Regions from separate parts of the Mus musculus genome. Here all the other regions are linked to region 1. Evidence: chromatin loops called from intact Hi-C (ENCODE). Cell type or tissue: left cerebral cortex. All regions are shown on one strand. Region 1 overlaps Itga11 (integrin alpha 11). Region 2 has its middle 9.0 kb from the start of Gm25064. Region 3 has its middle 11 kb from the start of Cln6.

The links. Peaks named below come from ENCODE experiments on the same cell type or tissue, not always from the same donor. Only the 100,000 strongest peaks of a DNase experiment are listed, where the experiment ranks them.
Region 2: a loop joins it to region 1, with 8 times the contacts of the local background. A loop is called at or near these places in 2 of 42 quality-filtered maps.
Region 3: a loop joins it to region 1, with 2.1 times the contacts of the local background. A loop is called at or near these places in 6 of 42 quality-filtered maps.

What each region holds. Positions count from the first base shown.
Region 1 is chr9:62,743,679-62,746,178 of GRCm38, reverse strand. It overlaps Itga11 (integrin alpha 11), which reads right to left. Exons shown (of 30, transcript NM_176922.5): 8 at 2,109-2,253; 9 at 1,532-1,697; 10 at 203-273. Among named protein-coding and RNA genes, the nearest start is that of Fem1b, 67 kb to the left of the region's middle. In left cerebral cortex, CTCF peaks have their summits at 1,452 (motif pointing left) and 2,327 (motif pointing right); a DNase peak (open chromatin) is centred at 1,434.
Region 2 is chr9:63,123,017-63,125,516 of GRCm38, reverse strand. No RefSeq gene overlaps it. Among named protein-coding and RNA genes, the nearest start is that of Gm25064, 9.0 kb to the left of the region's middle. In left cerebral cortex, a CTCF peak has its summit at 1,176 (motif pointing right); DNase peaks (open chromatin) are centred at 775 and 1,234; H3K4me3 peaks cover 662 bases; H3K27ac peaks cover 697 bases.
Region 3 is chr9:62,826,902-62,829,401 of GRCm38, reverse strand. No RefSeq gene overlaps it. Among named protein-coding and RNA genes, the nearest start is that of Cln6, 11 kb to the left of the region's middle. In left cerebral cortex, CTCF peaks have their summits at 525 and 1,202; DNase peaks (open chromatin) are centred at 474 and 1,197; H3K4me3 peaks cover 912 bases; H3K27ac peaks cover 1,204 bases.

The DNA of each region.
Region 1 (2,500 bases):
GGAGAGGGAAAGGGAGGAGAAGGAGGAGGAGGGGGAAGAGGGGGAAGAGGGGGAAGAGGGGGAAGAGGGGGAAGAGGGGGAAGAGGGGGAAGAGGGGGAAGAGGGGGAAGAGGGGGAAGAGGGGGAAGAGGGGGAAGAGGGGGATGAGGAGGGGGATGAGGAGGAGGAGGAGGAGGAGGAGGAGGAGGAGAGGGTCCTGTACCTCTACCACATGTGAAGAAAAGCCAGTCTGCGACATCTCCAGCCCAAAAGAGGTCTCATTCTTGTTGGTGCCTAAAATAGGAGTGAGAAGATGTCAGCTCTGTATCACTGGTTAGCCCATGGGTCCCGTTTCCTGGGATACCCTGGGAACTGGGGTTCTTTTCTGAGAGGAACCCTGAGGTGAGGCTCATTCCCATCGGTCACAGGATTTGGTTGCTGGTACCTAAGGCTTATCACCACTGTGGACTCACACACGAAAGGCCACATGTGGGGAAAGCCCACTCCACAGAGGGGCCCTTGAACAAGCAAGCCATCAAAACACATTCTCATCACTGGAAGTGACCATTCACAGGAGGGCCCACTGGTTTGACTATCTGAGTTCCAGGGTTGTGTCAAGGCCCAAGCCCAAGCTTAGGAGGCCACTGTGGTCTCTGCACATGTTTGTTGAGTGCCATTTCTGGCTTGGGAGGCCACTGTGTTCTCTTTGCACATGTCTGTTGAGTGCCATTTTCACACATTGCAGACCTCTCAAGCTCTGGGATGCTCATTGCCTCTTATTTCTCTCCATAACTCTCACAGATGCTGAGAGCCCTATGTGAACCGTCCATCACAGAACCCCATGTGAGAACGGTCCATCACAGAAATACACAGCAAGAATGAGGTCTCTGCAAACAGGATTCTTTGCAGGGCTGCCCCAGATGCTGCTCTACTGGGGGATTAAATCCTGCTCTTGTTTTTTGAGACAGAGTTCCATATAACCCAGGCTCACCATGTAGCCAAGGTTGGCCTTATTCCTGCCCTCACAGGCGAGCACGCCTTGCTTGGTTTGGTTTTATGCAATGCTGGTGCTTGAAATCAGGGCTTCATGAGTGTTAGGTAAGTACTCTTCCAACTGAGCCACAGCCCCAGGCTCAAGTATGGTTTTGATCTACACATAGATATGGAGTGGTAGAGTGAGACCTTGTGACATGTACAGTCTGTGTCAGGAAATGGAGTCAGGCTGGGTTCAAACAGAGGCAGACACAGAAAATATAGGAGTACATGGTGGAATCTTAACTTAGGGAAACGGTGCATAAGTTTTCAGTGTAAGTCTGTCATAAGCACTCCTAGTACATATTTGCTAATTCAATCCCCTCACCAAACACACACACACACACACACACACACACACACAAAGTCCTCAGCAGTCTCAGAAAACCCAGCCCAGTCAGATCCAGTAGAGTGGTGCCCACTAGTGGGCAGTTTGGGTAAAGCAATGGTTTCTGCTAAACCATTGTGCTCGGTGAAATTATAGTCCTTGGACTGAGGTATAAACTTATAAGCAGGTCACCTTCCAAGCTGAAGATCCTGTCCCCAAGGGCATCAACAATGTCCTTCAGGGCCGCCTCATCTGTGACGTTGAAGAAGTGCTTGTCGTCAGGGTCGCTGGCGATGTATTTGATTTCATTTAGAAAAGTCTCTGGATTGATCCCCCTGCGGTTGTAGTAGCCCAAAACCTGCCAGGGAACAGAGGTCGGGACGACAAAACGGAATGTAGTATTGATTTCTCCACACTCACAGACCCCCACACCAAGGACTCTGAGGTGGACTGCAGCCATGAGCCTTTCTCAAGGAGACACTGGCATTTTGAAAAAGATATCTTTGGAGGTACTAATAAGACCCCTGAAGTTAGCTGGGGTTCTGGAATCTGGTAGATTGCAGTACTTGCTTTTTTTTTTTTTTTAACTCCCCGGATAAAGAAGAGAAATCCACCCCACACCCCGCTCAACCTGTTGTTCGGAGGAAGATGCCGTTTGAGCCTTTGCTAGGGAGCCAGGCTTCCTAGAATCTCAGTGTATGTGTGTTTGTGTGGGTGAGGCCAGAACCTCTGAGCATAGCCAGTGTAACCAGGCAGGGGCAGGACTTACGGCCACAGCGTATCTGGTCACGTTGTCCTTCTCGCTCTGCCGGATCACCTTCTCCAGGTCTGGGCTGTCGTGGGATTCCCCGTCCGTGATGACAATCATCACTTTCTTGGCCCCTTTTCTTCCACCCTTCTGGAAAGCCTCCGAGCTGGAACGGGACACAGGGGTGGGTCAGAAGAGAAACTCGGGGCTGGGGCAGCCTGGTGTCCTTCCTCTAGGGGGCAGCCACCAAAGCCACAACTGAGACCCCGTGGGCACTCCAACAGCTAAGGGGCTTCCACCAGTTGCTCAGCTGGGTCTTGGATGTGCATGTGCAAGTACATGTGCGTGTGTACACTGTTTGAGTGTGAGAGTGAACATTTGCATGTAGAAGCCAGAGGCTGTTGGGGCATCTC
Region 2 (2,500 bases), 380 kb before region 1:
GAGCTACACACCCAAACTCCCTTCTGGGACTTCCAGAGACAACAGTTCTACTTGGAGTCCTTGTTAGGAGATCATGAAAGCTCACCTCTCCTCACTGGCAGGATCATAGGCCAGAAGTTGGGTAGAGCAGGGTGGCCTGGGCTTGAAAGCACATCTCTTAAGAGGGTCTTCAGAGATGAAGGGGAAAGCTGTGTCACTGGTCACAGGGCCGTGCCATAACCAGGCATGTTGTGGGAAAACAGTAGGGAAGATTATTAAAGATGTAACAGCTGAATGACTGAGGGAGGGCATCCGAGGGGACGTCCCTCTCTGAACAATCTTTTATGTCTCCACCTTCAGCAATCTAGCTATGCCTCGTGCAGCCCCAGCCCTAGACTCAGCATGTCAGTCTGGCTCCTGCCTTGACTTCCGTTGTCTGGACCTAGGAATCCCCCTTCTGCCTAATAGTAGGGGCCACCCAGTATCCCTTTCTTCTTCTCCTTTAACATTTTTTAAAAAGTAGGTGTGTGTGTGTGTGTGTGTGTGTGTGTGTGTGTGTGTGTGTGTGAGTGTGCACCCGCGGACGGGCGGGCACATAGTACCCATCTCTTGGGGCTGGAGTGGTGAGCTGGATTCTGGGAATTGAACTCCAGTTCATCTGGAAGAGCAGTAAGTGCTCTTAACCCCTGAGCCATCTTCCCAGCGCCTCCTCCTTCCTCTCACAAATGACAATATCGTGTTGCTGTTTACAGTGCTGGCAAATGCAGCCTGAGCTGACAACATTCTCACTGCTAAATTTGGGTTCCGGGAGAAAGCTAGGAATCGACCACACGATATGCATGTTCCGAGAAAAGGCCATCTCCTCACTTCCTTCCTTCCTTCCTATGGTGCTCTCTGGTGACCTCTTTACCCGCCTATCTATCTAATACTCCCGCCCTCTTCCCTTTTGTTTTAAACATTCCTCATTAACAACTGTTCTTATTGCAATAGCCTGAGTCAAATCTCAAGCCTGGGACGCTTATTCCTTATAGTTTCTAGAGGTCCTTATAGATGTCAGTTGAATGGGGAATTTGCCTGGAGTCCCAGGTTCCAGTCCTGACTTACTTGTGTCTGGCTTCCCTTTCTAGCAAGTTCCAGTTCTGGTCTGAGAGAGTGACGAGGGGAGGTGGGGCCCAGGGAACAGCTGTACCTTTCTCACGCTGCCACTAGAGGGCGACAGCTCCGCGCAGGAGGCCACTCACTGTTGTGGCTGGCATTGGTCTCCTGCAAGCGAGCTCGCCCTGGGTGCGACGCCTTCCAGGAGCCTCCAGCTGCTCTGCACACCGCCAGCCCTGCTCTCCAGAGACCCATGAGTGGGTGGGAACAGCCTTCGGAGGCCAGCCTCCTGTCTCTGCTGCTAGCGCCGGTCGTGACAACTCCCCTTCTCTGGCCTCGCCTATCTAGGTGGAACAGACTTCGAAGGGTCCCGATTCAAGGGGAAATGGGGGTAGGGGGAGCGCAGGAGCTTCGGAACCACTAGCGTCGTATAAGTGGACCAGCCGGCAGAAAGATGGGGACCAGGGAACATGAAGGAAAGATGCTAGCCTTTGCCGGCCTGAACGGTGTGTCAGAACTGAAACTGGGGTTTTCGCGGCCCAACTCCCAGCTCTTGGGCTGGAACCGTCTGGATTGGAGGTTTCCTACTATGGAGTGGGGAGGACAACAAAACAAACAACCAGCCACTGCAAGAGAAAGGGACCCCTCTGGACAAGCAGCCCCACACCAAGTGTGCTTTCTTAAAGAACTACAGCTGGGGAGTTTATTTACTTGTGAGGAGGGTGGCATTTGCTTGAAAGTGCCTCTGTCCCCAGACACATTTTAAAAACTTAAAGCAGAGAGCTCGACTTCAGAGCCAGCTCTGGCAATTGGATTAACCTTTCGGGGAAAGGTTTCATTTTCTGTGTGTGGTTCAAATTCTTCAACACTAACATCTGTAATACCAGAAAGCAATCATTCACTTCAGCTGGCAAAAACGATACAAAAAAATGCAAAACAAATAACAAAACAGGAAAGGAACAAATGAAAATCTAAAAACCACACTCACAAATAAAACCTCAAATAACAGAAACTTAAAGCCAAACAAAAGCCAAGTACGGTGGCACATGCCTATAATCCCAACACTCTGGAGGCAGAGGCAGGTGGATCTCTGAGATTGAGGCCAGCCAGGGCTATACAGAGAAACAACAAACAAACAAACAAACAAACAGACAAAAAGACAGAAAACTAACAAAAATCTCCCCAAACCCAAATGAAACAAACAAACAAAAAAAAAAAAACCCACCTTCTTCAAGAATTGGGAACCAGGACCTGGAGAGGTGGCTCTGTAGTTAAGAGAACTGGCTGCTCTTGCAGAAGACCTGAATTAGATTCCCAGCATCCACCGGGCAACTCGCAACTCGAAATTTAAGCTCCAGGGGTTCCTATATCCTTTTCTGGCCTCACCAAGCAACTGCATGCACGTGATTCAAGGGCACAACACTCA
Region 3 (2,500 bases), 83 kb before region 1:
GGGCTGAGCAAGCCAGCGATGCAAGCCAGTAAGTAACATCCCTCCATGGCCTCTGCATCAGCTTCTGCTTTCTGACCTGCTTGAGTTGCAGTCCTGACTTCCTTGGTGATGAACAGAATTTGGAAATGTAAGCTGAATAAACCCTTTCCTCCGCAAATGCTTCTTGGTTTGTGCAGGAATAGAAACCCTAACTAAGACAACTGCTAAAATAAATAAATAAAATCAAGGATCTGAGACAGGAGAGAAAAGGGATGGGCAATATTCACGCCAGTTCCTGCAGTGGCAGTGAAAAGGATTGTAGTTCCCATTCCTAAGTCTCGGCACAGAGAAGCCAGGAACTACATTTCCCAGAATCCTTGACCGCATGAGAGTCAGCCCCGGGGCACACAGGGAAGTTCTCCCGAGAGGCTCGTCAAGTGAGTGGAAGGGAGCTGACCGCTTGGGCAGAAGTGCTGCAGGCGCGTGCAGAGGCCGAAGGGCGTTCCCTGCAGCTTCCTGGCGCCTGCAGCTTCCCGGTGTGCTTCTGAGGACGGCCTGCGGGGGCGCTGCAGCCCGAGCTCAGGCGTGGGAGCCAGTCCGAAGCGCTTCGTCGTGTTGCCATGGTTTCAGGGCCGAACACTTGGGTGCCACACACTGGAGCTGCGGTTCAAGCTGCTTTGTGCCCTCAGCCTTTCTGAAGATTGTGTACACCCCATATTCTCTATACTCAGTACTGAAAAACCTTTCTTTTTTTTTTTTTTTTTTTTTTTTTTGCCTTTTAACTCCAAAACTCACTTCTCAGTATCTGCTCTGTAATTGATCACGGGCAAACTGATTGGGAACGTGACTCAGGTCACGTTCGACAGGGGACCGCCCTGAAAGCATCTGGGGGAGGGAGTGGCTTTCTGTTGTCTCTGTTACCTTTAGAGATACTGTAGGACAGGAAAGGAAGATACAGCGACAGGTCACATACAAGTCCTTAAGTTGGGTCTCTGAGCGTTGGTTTGTTTGAGGCACGGTCACACCATGTTACTTCTGGCTGACCTTGTACTTGCTGTGTAGCTCAGGCTGGCCCAGAACCCACAGAGATTTTTACCCCTTTGCTTCAAGAGTGCTGGGAGTAAGGCGGCACGCTACCACTCCGTCTCCAAGTGTTTATCTGATGCTGGGTTTATTCTTTACATACATCAAATAATAATCAGCTTTTAAAAGGAGCCTGTAGTTTCTCTCTTTCGCCGCTATGTGGCAGTTTAGTGTGTTGGGTAAAGTAAATCCTGGTAGGAAAGACTGCTGAAAATGGAAACGTATCTAAAATAGCACGAACTCTAGTAGAGTTCTATTTTCCTATAGGGACGTATAAAATAGGGTATTGTTTTTGAAACTTGTCATGTGTGTCTGTGTGTGTGTGTGCGCGCGCGCGCGCACTCGCGCACAGGTTCACTCAGAGGTTCCCTGATGAAGCCAGCTCTAGGGGATTCAACACCCTTCACACACACACACACACACACACACACACACACACACAGGTTCACTCAGAGGTTCCCTGATGAAGCCAGCTCTAGGGGATTCAACACCCTTCACACACACACACACACACACACACACACACACACACACACACGGGCGGGGAACCCCAGGCTTGGGGGCAGGTGCCTTTATCTCTCCAGCCCCCATCCATCTCTTCAAACCTGCAGAGCCAGATTCCCTGGAGCTGGAATTCCAGGTGGTGTTGAGTCACCCAGCGTGACTGCAGGGAACCTATCTCCCTCTCTCAGGTGCTCTTAACTGCTGAGCCATCTCTCCAGCTGCCGCCTCCGACCCCCCATCCCCCCCTGCCATCTGCCTTCTAGGCCAAGCTCTGGTCCTTTACAACTCTGGGATCCTTTCCCGGGTCACCAGAAGCCACCTCTGGAGCCTGCTGGACACTGTCCTGCATCACAGTGCTTGGTTAGCCTTCAGTACCTGCAGTCTTTTCTCACTGCTAGAACAAAATACCTGGAATACCAGGGAGCCCCTGGCTCACTTTAGGACCCTGTTCCTTCGGTCCCTTTCACACACACATAGACGTACGCGCGCGAATGCACACACACACACACACCCTGGCTCACTTTAGGACCCTGTTCCTTCGGTCCCTTTCACACACACATAGACGCACGCGCGCGAATGCACACACACACACACACACACACACACACACACACACACACACACACACACACACTGCCAGAGAGAGATGTAGGTACTGGGAAATGAACTTGGGTTCTGATGTGGGTGCTGAGAACCTAAGGCCATCTGCAGGAGCAGCAAGGCCTCTTATTAGGACCAGCTGAGCCGTCTTTTCAAGTCACCTTTCTGGGCTCATTATTTTTATTATTTTTTATTTTTTTAAATTGAACTAGGGAGGGAGGGAAGAAAAAAGGGAGGGACAGAGAGAGATCCTTTCCTATAGTGTGGCTTGTTTCTGGACTTCCTAGTCTCTGTTCTACCACTGTGTTTATCCTTGTGCAAAACTCTCGGTTTT